4 separate regions of the Homo sapiens genome follow, and all the other regions are linked to region 1. Evidence: chromatin contacts called from ENCODE Hi-C or POLR2A ChIA-PET data. All regions are on one chromosome and are shown on one strand. The core of a region is the stretch at or near the end of the contact, and the rest is flanking DNA. Distances in the headings are between cores, read along the strand shown. Region 1 overlaps INPP4A (inositol polyphosphate-4-phosphatase type I A). Region 2 overlaps NCAPH (non-SMC condensin I complex subunit H). Region 3 has its middle 18 kb from the start of DUSP2. Region 4 holds the start of DUSP2 (dual specificity phosphatase 2).

Region 1 (2,952 bases), core at 293-2,792:
TGTTGGTTGGTGGTCTTCAGTTTCTGAATCTGTGATATGGCATGGTCATTCATCACAGGCGAGGTGATGCAAAGTTACCAACTGGGAGCACACCTGCCCCTTCTCATTCACTCACGCAGCAGGTAGTTTTCAGGCACAAAGGAATTGACTTGTGGAGCTGGCCCTGGGGTCTGTCTGTAGGAGAGCAGGAAGTAGTAGCCACCTGCGGAGGGCTCACAGGCATGTGCCTGCGAGACTGCTTACAAGCCCCTGTGCGGGATTTAGGGCAGACCAGAGCCATGAGCGTCCATGGTCAAGTGAAGGTCTGGTAGGTGTGAGCTGTTAGCCCTAGGGTCTGCTGCATGCGGTGCCAGGGGCTGAGGAATGCTGAGGCAGCTTTTCCTCCAGTCTCTGCTCGCTCCGTGCACAGCCCTTGTCTCCTGCCTGATAGTGGTCAGTAGTCAGTTGGCTTAGGGTACACGGTCTCCACCCAGTGAACCTGGCGCTGGCAGAAGCTTGTAGAAGAATGGGTGCAAAAAAGATATCTCAGAGGGCCTGCAGATGGCTGTTTTTAGGAAGTGAATAGGCTTCTTCTTTTTCTTCATTTTTTCTTTAAGATACTCTTGAGGTTTTGAGGCTCCACCCTGAGCTCTTTGTGGCTGAGGGCTGCTGTGGCTTGATGAAGGGGACAGTCTTCAAATCTTGCACAGGCTGGGGAAGGTTGGGACAGCACAGCCCTGAGTCTCGAACAAAATGGGGCAGAGGGGAGGGCAGGAGAGCCGTCAGATTCATGGGGCCACATCCTCGCAGCAACCCAGGGGAAGCTGAGGCCCCAGGGTCTGCATGATGGAGGCCGAGCACGACGGAGGAAGTGGAATTATTGCACATGGTGGGTTTCGACACTTGGGACTCGCTCCTCAAAGAGGAAAATCGAGAGTGGGGGTGCACAGAGCAAGGGCTGAAGAAACAAAAAGCAGGGGGTTTAGGGGAGAGATAAACCTCTTTGCATGAGTCAAGCTGAAAAGCAGTTTGGAAGGTCAAGTGCTAGCCAGTGTCTTTTTTTGCCTGCCCAGCCTCTTCTTCTGCCATGTCTGCCCTGACAGGGGCAGAGTTCTCAGTTCCCATGTCAGAACTCGGCACCAGCTTCTCTGTTGACAGTTGCAAGGCCTGTGGCTGAGAGAAGTACTTGTGCTGTGTTTCTGCAAGGTAAGATGGCCCTGATCACAGCTCATGATGCCTGAGATCAGGAGGGTCTGCTCCATGAGATATCAGCAGAGGCCATCCTGTGAAATATTTTAACTAATTGAACTGAATGTTGAAGACAAGGCCTGTGGCAGTGTTGTATTTATATGTGACAAGCCGAGAGTCCTTGGACAACCTTGGAAACTCCTTTTTAGGACAGAATCAACTGAGACGATACACACGAAGGAGCTTTTGTGAGCAGAGTACAGAGCTCGTTATTGCAGTACAAGGTTGTAGGTTTTCACACAGCTTTTGAGGATGGGTTGGTGGCCCAGGGAGGATGTCAGGAACTGTCCTTCACTAATGGGGATTCTCGAGTTCCTACCACGTGCCAGATAGCGTGCTGATTGCTTTGTATCCACTTCCCTTTTAATCCCTTGTATTAGCTTCCTGTGGTTGCTGTAACAAACTCGGTGGCTTAAAGCGAAAGGAACTTATTCTCTCACTGTTCTGGCCTCCAGAATCACTGGGCTGAATCAAGCTGTGGGCAAGGCCATGTTCCCTCCAGTAGCTTAGGGCGGAATCCATTCTGTGGCTGCTGGCTTGCCTCGGCTGCCGGCCCCTTCCTCATCTTCACACCAGCAGGGTAACATCTTCTCTCCGTGACTCCGCTTCTCTCTGCTTCTGTCACACGGCCCTCTCTTCTCTCCGAAATCTCCTGCCTTCATATAAGGACATTTGTGATGGCATTTGGGGCCTACCAGTGTAATCTAGGATAATCTCATCTCAAGATTCGAAACTTAATTGAGTCTGCAAATCCTTTGCTGTATAAGGTAACATTAATAGGTTCCAAGGATTTGAACGTGAACCTCTTTTGCAGGGGGCATTATTTGACCTGCCATACCTCACAGCAGCCTGATGAGGACCATACTGTCCCACATACAGTGGGCTTAATGAGGAAGCTGAGGCTTGGGGAGGCCTAGGGGTGGCCATGGTCCTTTCCTCTCCCAGACTCTGGGGTAGCTGACTCTGGGGTCATTTTGTCATGTTGCTGGGCACTCACTTGGTGAACAGATAATCCCCTGTCATTTTACTATGTTGTTACATGGGTTTGAAAAAAGAGTTTTTCAACTCTCTGGCTGAGCCCCTGTTCCTGTGAGGGCCTGTGGTTTTTCCTCCCGGCTCCACCCTGGTTTCGGCGCAGTACTTGAGCAGACGGTGGCTTGGGTCTCACTCTAGCGCCCTCCCCCTTCCTCTCTGGCTGTGTGCCCAGGCTGGCCCTGCCCACCTTGCTCAGTCTCTGCTCCATCTGCCACAAGTCTCACTCCAGCCCTCCCCCCAGTAGCTTAGGAAGGGACCTTCTTGTTACGTTTTTTGTTTTGTTTTGTTTTTTGTTTTTTTGTTTTTTTGAGATGGAGTCTCACTCTGTTGCCCAGGCTGGAATGCAGTGGCGTGATCTCTGCTCACTGCAACCTCTGTCTCCTGGATTCAAGCGATTCTCCTGCCTCAGCCTCTTGAGTAGCTGGGACTACAGGCGTACGCCACCATGCACAGCTAATTTTTGTATTTTTAATAGAGATGGGGTTTCACCATGTTGGCCAGGTTGGTCTTGAACTCTTGACCTCAAGCAATCTGCCCGCCTTGGCCTTCCAAAGTGCTGGGATTACAGGCGTGAGCCACCGTGCCCGGCCTTGTTATGTTTTTTAAGCTAACCCTGTAGAGCACTCACTGTGCACCAGCACCTGTTGGCTCAAGGGGGTGACAGACATTCCCTATCACAGATTACAATGA
Region 2 (3,013 bases), core at 282-2,781, 2.1 Mb before region 1:
CATGAGCCTAGGCTATAAATAACAATCCTTTCTGCAATTTTCTGTTTTCAGAAAATCACTACCAAGAATGCTTTTGGTTTGCACTTGATTGATTTTATGTCAGAGATTCTTAAACAGAAAGACACCGAACCAACCAACTTTAAAGTAAGAAGGATGTCCACTTTCTCTTGCATCTGAATTAAATGATGATGATTTCTACTACTTGGCATAACACAGTTGAATGCTGCAAATACATGAGAGACTTCTCATTTAGATGTTATGTTAGTTAATTTACTTTCTTTTCCTAAACTGATGAAATACAGAGAGAATATATATTCTGTTTATTCCCTATCAGTCATAGAGGGATCTTTGTCATTGCTTCCTTGGGGCAAGTAAATATTTTGTGAAGCTTGCTGTGTTTTACCTGTTCAGAAGTTGTTTTTTGTGTATCTTTGTGAGTGCAGCTCTGATTGTTTGACTAGGTGGCTGCGGGTACTCTGGATGCCAGCACCAAGATCTATGCTGTGCGCGTGGATGCCGTCCATGCCGATGTATACAGAGTCCTTGGGGGGCTGGGCAAAGATGCACCGTCTTTGGAAGAAGTAGAAGGCCATGTTGCTGGTAGGTGGGTAGGGATCTGGATTTAAGTGGCTCTTTTTAGGGCATACCAGGTAGTTACTTGAGTAATATACTAGAAGAAGGTCACAAGAAATAAGTGATCTCATTTTATTGAAGACAGGGCATTTTTAGAACCATATATGGTCTTACGTGAGAAGATACTCAAACACTAAAATTATATTTCCTTGAAAAAGAGAAGGGCCTTATAAAAGCGTTTATATTTTATTTAGGCCAGGTTGTGTAAACATCACCAACTAAGGAACTTCTGATCTGGGAGTCTTTGGAAATGGACTTGCGTGAGAAGCCAAATCTAATAGTTTGGTTTCTCCATAAGTTGCAGATTAAATATGCCTGATGTTTTGAGAGAACTGCGTGTTTTTTGTTTGGTTGGGGTTGGAGTTTTGTTTTTTTTTTTTTTGAAACGAGGCTCACTTTGTCACCCAGGCTGGTATGCAGTGGTGTGATCTGGGCTCACGGCAGCCTCTGGCTCCCAAGTTCAAGTGATCCTCCTGCCTCACCACCCCAAGTAGCTGGGACTACAGGTGTGCATCTCCATGTCTGGCTAATTTTTGTACTGTTTTGTAGAGACGGGGTTTTGTCATGTTGGCCAGGCTGGTCTTGAACTCCTGAGCTCAAGTGATCCGTCTGCCTCAGCCTCCCAAAGCGCTAGGATTACAGGCATGAGCCACCACACCTGGCCTCACATGTTTAAATTACGACAGGTTTTGAAGAACTTGAGTTAGTAAGTTCATCACATGCTTCAAAGCAGCCCTTGCAGTACGCAATTGTATTTCTCCTTTTAGATGGAAGTGCTACTGAAATGGGAACAACCAAAAAGGCTGTAAAGCCAAAGAAGAAGCACTTACACAGAACTATTGAGCAGAACATAAACAACCTCAATGTCTCCGAAGCAGATCGGAAGTGTGAGGTGAGGAACTGTATGCGCAGTGTGGTTTCTGACTAATTCAGAACCTTAGGGGCTGAGACTTGGCAGGGCTAAGGCTGCCTTGCTGGTATGTGCCTGTTTAAGCCTCAAGGGAGTAAAATATTCAACTGATATCTCTGCATTATCATCTTTTAGCTTGACAGTAAAGACTAAAAGTAAGTCCCTCAGTGTTTCAGAATGATTCAAAAGGAAGAGACTGCAAATTGCTGAGAAATCTAATTGATAAAAAATTAATTTTATTTCCTAGTAAATGTAGCAGTGGTTATGTTAGCTAACATTTAATGTACACATAGTGAGCACCATGTGCTTCCTTAAGCCTGTAACCTGTATTAACTCATTTAATCCTCACAACATTCTTGTATCATTTTAGGAAGAGGTAACTGAGGCACAATGACTTGCCTGAAACGACACATCTAGTAAGTGAGCTAGAAGTTGAAGCTAAGTGGTCTAACTCCAGAATCCTAGCTTTAAATCATCTATCTAGCAAATCCTAAGGAATCGGCTTAAACAAATGGTACTGGAGGCCTCATCTATAATTAGCACAGTTAATTTAAAGCAAACAGGTGTTACTACAATTTTATTTTTTAATTCTGCCATTAAAAACATTGTTTCAGTGAACATTCTAATACATATTATCTTTGCACTCGTATGGGAGAATATCTGTAAGAAAATTCTGAGACATGGATTTTAAGTTGCCCTCAAAAAAAGGTACTAATTTACTCTCCCACTAGCAGTAGACTAGATTACTTTTCTCTCTTACCTCCACAACATTCATAAATGGTAATTAAGGTCACAAAACTAGAATTGGTCACCAAGGAAATGAATGTATATGGGAAAAAGACTGGGAGTTCCTTTTCCCCAATCTTAGGAGTTCAGAGAGCTGAAAAAACATCCAGTAGGTAGGAGGAAAACCAGAAGAGCGTGGTATCCAAATGAGAAAATATTTCAGGGAGTGGGGAATGATCAACCATGCCAAATGTGGCAACCTGAGGCCACTAATGAGCTTGGAGTGGGGGCCCCTCTGAAACTCAAGCTCAGACCTCCAGGGAAGGGCTTGGCTGGTGCTAGTGTCCCTGAGTTTGAGGGAGGGGATTGTGTGCCCAGGACCCAGACCCTGGAACGGGGGCATGCTGGCTGGTGCTGGTGTCTCAATAAGGCTGGTTCTGTGAGTGTGAAAATCTGCCAGTGGGGTTCAGCTGCTGCTACAGGTGGGCTCTGCTGCAGCCGGGGTGGAACACTGCTGGGTGACGCTCTCCTAACATGCAACCTGCAGAAAGGAGCAGTGCCTTCTCTCCCTTGGAGCCTGTAGTCTCCCTCTAGTGCCCCTACTTGGTAAACCCTAACAGGGAGCTGCCGGCAAAGCTGAATGTCCCAGACCCTGCATCACAGCCAAGGAGAGAGGGTAGGCTTAGAGCTGAGAGGCAGTAGCTTAGTAACTGGGACATGGTGAAGTGTCATGAGGATTACTGA
Region 3 (3,261 bases), core at 398-2,897, 2.3 Mb before region 1:
GTGCTCTTTTGGTGGGAGTGTAAGTTGGTTGATAACGTGTGTTTAAAGAAAGCAATTTGACAGAACCTATCCAAATGTTTAAAGCACATGCTCTTCAACCCTGCAACCTCTCTTCTGGGTGAAGAAACTTGTCCAAAGATTTCCAAGGCAGCATTGTCTGTATTGGGAGGAAAAATGGAATACAAAGTTTTTACACTTCTATCAAGTATCTGTAAAAACAAATAATGAGGTAAATCTACACACACTGATCTAGAACAAGCTTCAAGATACAGTGAAGACAAGTGAGTTGCAAAATAAGTTCGTATAGTATGATCCCATTTCAATAAAAACAAAAAAGAGAAAGCTGTACATTCTTGTTTGTTTTTTGGTTTGTTTTGTTTCAGTTTTTTTTTTTTTTTCTTTTTTAGACAGCTCTGTCACCCAGGCTAGAGGGCAGTGGTGCGATCACAGCTCACTGCAGCCTCAACCTCCCGGACACAAGCCATCCTCCCACCTCAACCTCCTGGGTAACTGGGACCACAGGCGCACATCACCACACCCGGCTAATTTTTTGTATTTTTGGTAGAGATGGAGTTTCACCGTGTTGCCCAGGCTGGTCTCGTGGGCTCAAGCAATCTGTCTCGACCTCCCAAAGTGCTGGGATTACAGGCGTGAGCCACCGCACCCGGCCTACATTCTACATGAACATAAATGTGTATGAAAAGCTCTAGGACAAAAAGTCTGGTTACAAATCAAGGAAAAAGCGTTGAACCACCAGAAGGGGATGGTGACTCAGTGAGCCTCGTGGCACCCCTCAGTTGGGGCTGCTGGGGAAGTGGGGGGACAAGCCTTCCACTAAGTGAGACTTGACTGTGGTCTGGACTGTGAAGGAGGACCCCGAGGCTGGCTGAAGGTGTGGGGGAGCCATGGACCTGACAAGGAAAGAGAATGATGGGCCAGAGGGGAGGCTGCAGACCTCAGAGAGGAGGGATCTCAGGAAAAGCCCTGAGCAGGCCAAGGGGGGCAGGCTCAGGCTAGGTGGGCACAAAGGCCCCGGTGACATTGACCACACCACTCAGGCCGGGGGTTTCCTCTGCGCCCTGTGCTGGCCGACCTGCCCGGAATGGCTTCACCCACCCCTCCCCTGCCCATCCTTGAGACCCCTCAGGTTTCGCTTCCTCCAGGAAGGCTTCCCAGATCCCCAGGCTGAATCAAGGGCTTCTCCCAGAGCCTCCCAGAGCTTGGGCTCGCCTCTGGCCTTCACAGGCCTCATCAAGGCACCCACCCAATACTGGTGCCTCCCTGAAGCCAGCGAGTGGGCCTTGGCGGGTTCGCTTTCCCCACACCTGGCTCAGGCCTGGCCTGCAGTGTTGGCTGATGGACAGCTGGTGAGCTATTTACCCTGTTTCTCCATTGGTGGCCTTGGGTAGGTACCAGGCCTCCCTGGGGGAGCCGGGAGCCCTTATTAAGGTTTGATCCCCATCTCTCTGAAAGGCAACATCCTGTCCTTCTCTTGCCCACCATCCCAGTGCAGGGGTCAGATTCTGCCCTGGCCAACAGCCAGGCCAAATGGGGGAGGCCTGTCTCCAAGCAGGATGTAAGGGCTCCCACGCAGCCCAGGGTCTTTTTCCGTGGCTCAGAACATGCTGTACCAGGTGGCCGCCTCTGCTGGGTGTCACCTTGCTTCTCACAGCCCCCTCTCTGCTCACATCCTGTTTCCACCCCTCCAACACTGCTGGGCCCCGCGCCCCCAGCCTCCGCCCCCAGCTGCTGGGTTTTCACGTGGCCTTTCCTGGGTTGCTGTAGGGGCACAGGCCTCTTATTTTTAGCTCCTTGGGGGCTGAAGGAATTTACATCTGAGTCTGCTCTCCTGAAGAGACAGACGGTTTCAAATGTGTCTAATGTGGTCTCCCGGGCAGCCTCAGCCTAGGCCAGCACTAAGGCAGAGGGGAAGGAGTGAGACGGCCAGCCCAGCATCCGGAGGCACACCATGTGGCCTCAGGCAGGGCCCGCAAGCCAGCTGAGCCCCACTTTCCTCAGCTACTAAGTGGGAACCCTGGGGAGGTGACCCCACTGCTGTGAGCCAGGAATAAGGATGCCCATGGGATGGGCAGGGAGGCCCTGGAGATGCCCATGTCAGGGGAAGGAGCCCTCACTCTGGGCCGGAGCCTCACCTACCACACCACCCTGCACAAGTCTATCACACATTTGTTATTTTCCCTAATTATCCCAGAAATCCCCCAACACTAGGAAATTTGGAACACACAGAAAAGATGGCAGAAGACAGAAATGCGTTGCTCATAACCCATCACAGTTCCTATGTGGAGCTGCCCCTCTCTGAGCCCTTTGCAATGCCCTCAGAACGAAAGGCAGGAGGGGAGGTCCCTTACTGAAAACAAAAGCCTACTGTTAGCCCAATAGGGCCTGGCAGGGAGCCCCAGGCAGTGTCCACCAGCCCTCCTCAGGCAGCATCAAGGGACCCAAGCCCCTCTCCCCCTTCCCTTCCTCCTTCCCGGCTGATCCCAGCAGCCCTTCCCTGGTGGCGGCGCTCCCAGAGCCCTGCAGTTTTTCCCCTCCCGAGGTGGGTCCAGGGATGGGCTGTAAGGCCGGGCCTGCCCCCAGGAGACCGGAGACCGCAGCACACATCCTGCAGTGAATATGACTGGTAGTCGCTGGTCCCAACCTCCTCCCTACCAGACGCAGAGGCTTACCCTACACAGACCTCTCACACTTGGCAGAGCCATGTGACTTACTCCAGCCAATGAAACACCACCTCCAGACTCAGGCAATAAAAAGCCCTGTGCGATTTTCCCACTTGCTCATCCTCTGCCATGTCGATGGAGGAGATCTTGAGTTCTCCAGGCACCGCAGCTGCATGACAGCCAGTCGGCCGCATCCGAAGGGCTCTGCCCACTTTTCGACTGGTGAAAACCCACTCCCTGTGGCCCTGTTCCACCACACCCCCAACTTCCATCCTATTTTCCAGTCTATTAAATGGTGGTGGCCACCCCACCACCACCTAGGTCCTGAGTTTCTCCTCAACCTTCAGACAGTTAGTGACATGTACGCTGTTCACTCCACTCCCATGGACCCTATTTATAATTTCATAAATAAAATAAACTATTATGAAATTATATTTTGGCATATACAAGGAATTTTTACAAATCAAGAAGAAAACCAGGGGAACTACAGGAAAAATATCAACATAAAAATGGATATAGTCGACCGGACGTAGTGGCTTATGCTTGTAATCCCAGCACTTTGGGAGGCCAGGGTGGGTAG
Region 4 (3,108 bases), core at 364-2,863, 2.3 Mb before region 1:
TGACACAGCACCTGGGTCTCAAACTGCAGCAGCTGCCCCATGAAACTGAAGTTGGGGGAGATGACCCCCCGGCGCTGCTTAACGAAGTCAAAGGCCTCGTCCAGCCGCACACGGCGACTCTGCATGAGGTATGCCAGACAGATGGTGGCAGAGCGCGAGATACCCGCCTGGCAGTGCACCAGCACCCGGCCTCCGCTGTTCTTCACCCAGTCTGCAAGGGAGATGGGGGAGTGGTGTCAGACGGAATGTGCACAGCCCAGGAGACAGGTGCCCCCAGTCCTCTCCTCTGGAGCCCCTCGGGATTTCTGGGCAGAGGTGCCCCCTTACCAATGAAGCCTATGGCCTCCTGGAACCAGGCACTGATCTCCACCATCTGGTTGTCCTCCACAGGGATACTCTTGTAGCGGAAAAGGCCCTCAAAGTGGTTGGGGCAGCTGGCGGACACGTTGAGGACGGCTGTGATGCCACAGGCCTGCAGCCCCTGCAGGTCTGACGAGTGACTGCAGCTGCCCAGGAACAGGTAGGGCAAGATCTCCACAGGGCCACCCTGGAGGGAACAGAGGGGCGGTGAGGCCTTTCCAGCCCAGCCCCGGAGAGCTGGAGCAGCAGCGGGTGGAGACCCCATGGGCTGGCCGAGACAAGAGGACTCCTCAGCCAGTCCTCCTGACCTGAGACAGGTCTCAGGAATGTGCGGAGGACACACCGGGACATACATTTCCCTTCATGCTCCCAACATACACATGCAAACATACACAGACCCATACAGGCACGCGCGAGCAGCCATGCCCCACCCCCTCCCCCAACACACACACGTATAAAAGTGTGTGTATATGGGCAAACTGCTCGCATCCCCAAATGGCAGGCTCTTTCCCTAGAGGCGCCCAGTCCGCGGCGGGGAGAGAGGGAGGTTCGGGGGAGGGGGGTCAATACTCACCTGGTCGTAGACAGGAGCCCTGGAGTCGGAGCGGCTGGTTTTGTCCCCTGTTGGCGGCAGCGCAGGGGCGGGGGCCTCAGAGCACAGATCGGGACAGCAGCCCTGGAAGCCGTCGAAGCCTCCTGCAAGGAGGGGAAGAGCACGATCAGCAGGGAAAGCCGGGCTGGAGTCGGGTGGGGCGGGCCAAGGGCGGCCGGCTTGCTCACCTCGCAGGAAGTACACGGCAGTGGGCCCCGCGCGGGTCTCGTGCAGCAGCGCGGCCAGCAGCACATGAGCCGGGCTGTCGGGCCGGAGCTCCGCCACCGAGGCACTGCCCTCGTCCAGCACCACGGCCCGCGCCAGCTCCCCGCGGACCAGGCGCGTCCGCAGCGCGCGGTCGGGCAGCAGGCAGGCGAGAACGGCGGCAGGAGGGCCGCGCGCGCGGCGCCGCAGCAGCGCGTTCCAAGGCACTGGCCGCGCGGCGCGCACGTGGCGCCGGCAGAAGGCCAGGAAGGGGCGGCAGTCCAGCAGCAGCGTGCGTTCCGCCTCCCGCGGATCCCGCAGCAGCGTGCCCAGCGCCGCGCACTCCAGCTCGCGCGCCGCCTCCAGCCCCATGGCCACCGGTGCCTCTTCCTCTTCCTTTCGGTCTTTCCCGCGTCCCGGGCTCTCGTGGCGGTGGCGCTGCCCGAGCGGTCGACTCCGGGCGCCCTCCGCGGCGGCCCGGGTTAAGTACCCGTGGGCCGGCCTCCGGGGCACCATACAAGGGCAGAGCAGGAAGGCGCTGGCGCCCGCGCCCGCCCCCGCCCCTCACGTGGGGCGCAGTCTGGGCTGACCTGGAGACTTCGGGGCGGGGGGGAGGTTGAGGGGGAAGGCAGGGCGCGGGGACCAACACACCGGGAGGAGGCGGGGACCAGCGACTAAGGGAAGGGAAGGTGTTACCCGGAGTCGGAGGGACTAGCACCCCTCCGTTTTTGCGCCCACCCTTTGACCTGTCCCAAGCCACTCAGTCCTGGGGAACCCAGCTTCTCAGATGCAGGTCCCCCTTTAGGGCCAACGATGACCCTTGGAGTACCCCACCCCCTAACCCCACGCTTCCTCTGCCTTTTCCCTTTCCCTCCCAGAATTTTCCTCTTAGAAATTTGTCACCACAAACATTGACAAATGCCTGCTGCCACGGGTGATTTCTACACTGGATGATGGGGGGGGTCCCTGCTGAGATGTCCTATTTCTCATCTATTTGGAGACCTTGAGCCAGAGGGACTTTCTCTCTCCTCCCCCTCCCCACCCCCCATTGCCTGGATAAGACCAGTACTCAGGGTCTTGCAGTAGGTTGGTGGCCAAGCTAGGCCAGAACACAGTCCCCGGGGCCCAGGCCCCTGGGCTTGGGCCGAAGGGAAATGAGGGGGGGTCCCAGGGCCTTTCATGGGGAAAGCAGGGGTCTGTGACTGGTTTCCAGTTATGTGTAGGGCAAAGCTTCTTCCTCCTGGGTGCAGGGAAAGCCCCCAGGCCCCAGAGAGAAGTACTTCCCCCTGCCACAAGCCCGCCCTGGAGGGAAGTCCGCTGACGCTCCCGGCCCTCCCCAGGCCTGCGGGGATTTCAAGACCTTGGCAAGGGGAAGAGGGAGAAGCAGAACAGAACTGGCCTCCCCCATCCTAGGCCTCCCTGTCCAGCCCCGCCGGGCAGCAAAGTCCAGGGCTAGCACTGCACCCGGAGGACTGGGGGCCTGGGTATCCCCTCCATTCCGCCCTCCCCCAGCCCTGCTGCCGGATGTGGTGAGGCCCAGGTGTGCGTGGGGTGTCTGAGCCACAAGAATTGTTGGCAGTGAACTCCCAAACTCAAGCAGAGAAGTTGAGGTGGGTGGAGACAGCGTCACTGCGCTGGAGCTGCCCTCGCCCTGCCCCCAGCTGCGTGGGATTTCAGAACCCACCCTCCAAGCCCCCAGTCTCCTGAGGCCCTCCTCCGTGCCCTCTGAAAGACCCTTCCGGCTCCCCCACAGACCCCTGTGTCCAGACCGTCTTGAAGAGTGACAGCTGGGACCTGTGGAGAGCCCGCAGCCCTTCTGGACTTGTCTGCCCTGAGTTCCTCACAGCAGTGTGCTGTATGCCTGGTTGTGTGCAGGGCAGCATCGTACCTGTGCAGTTCCACTATGTGTGAGAAGGAGCTGGAGCTTGTGTGTGCTGGGGTCAGAGCCGATG

What was found. A loop is a pair of places that touch in the nucleus more often than their neighbours do. ChIA-PET counts read pairs that join two places held with the same protein, here RNA polymerase II (POLR2A). Pooled maps may share reads with other maps.
Region 2: a pooled map shows a loop between it and region 1 (3-fold over the local background). The contact joins two enhancer-like sites. A Hi-C loop is called at or near these places in 1 of 37 single-sample maps with no recorded cell type and 2 of 50 pooled maps. POLR2A ChIA-PET finds 5 or more read pairs at or near these places in 1 of 52 experiments (T-cell).
Region 3: a map with no recorded cell type shows a loop between it and region 1 (13-fold over the local background). The contact joins two enhancer-like sites. A Hi-C loop is called at or near these places in 11 of 37 single-sample maps with no recorded cell type and 3 of 50 pooled maps. POLR2A ChIA-PET finds 5 or more read pairs at or near these places in 1 of 52 experiments (GM10248).
Region 4: a loop to region 1 is called in a map with no recorded cell type, with 12 times the contacts of the local background. The contact joins the promoter of DUSP2 here to the enhancer-like site in region 1. A Hi-C loop is called at or near these places in 12 of 37 single-sample maps with no recorded cell type and 7 of 50 pooled maps.

What each region holds. Positions count from the first base shown.
Region 1 is chr2:98,463,494-98,466,445 of GRCh38, forward strand. The region is part of intron 1 of INPP4A (inositol polyphosphate-4-phosphatase type I A); the gene reads left to right. Among named protein-coding and RNA genes, the nearest start is that of INPP4A, 20 kb to the left of the region's middle. RefSeq lists enhancers at 1-316, 503-552, 1,803-1,942, 1,953-2,262, 2,361-2,925. Within about 2 kb of position 1,543, at least 25 of the 41 ENCODE cell types and tissues checked have a DNase peak (open chromatin) inside an H3K27ac peak, as active enhancers do.
Region 2 is chr2:96,342,705-96,345,717 of GRCh38, forward strand. It overlaps NCAPH (non-SMC condensin I complex subunit H), which reads left to right. Exons shown (of 18, transcript NM_015341.5): 4 at 52-144; 5 at 462-600; 6 at 1,401-1,525. Among named protein-coding and RNA genes, the nearest start is that of NCAPH, 8.4 kb to the left of the region's middle. Within about 2 kb of position 1,532, at least 4 of the 41 ENCODE cell types and tissues checked have a DNase peak (open chromatin) inside an H3K27ac peak, as active enhancers do.
Region 3 is chr2:96,162,249-96,165,509 of GRCh38, forward strand. No RefSeq gene overlaps it. Among named protein-coding and RNA genes, the nearest start is that of DUSP2, 18 kb to the left of the region's middle. RefSeq lists enhancers at 1,350-1,629, 2,510-2,559, 2,820-2,899. Within about 2 kb of position 1,648, at least 10 of the 41 ENCODE cell types and tissues checked have a DNase peak (open chromatin) inside an H3K27ac peak, as active enhancers do.
Region 4 is chr2:96,143,827-96,146,934 of GRCh38, forward strand. DUSP2 (dual specificity phosphatase 2) reads right to left here and starts at 1,614. Exons shown (of 4, transcript NM_004418.4): 1 at 1,141-1,614; 2 at 935-1,056; 3 at 328-547; 4 at 1-211. The coding sequence starts at 1,528. RefSeq lists enhancers at 544-593, 996-1,497, 2,294-3,108 and a silencer at 1,224-1,983.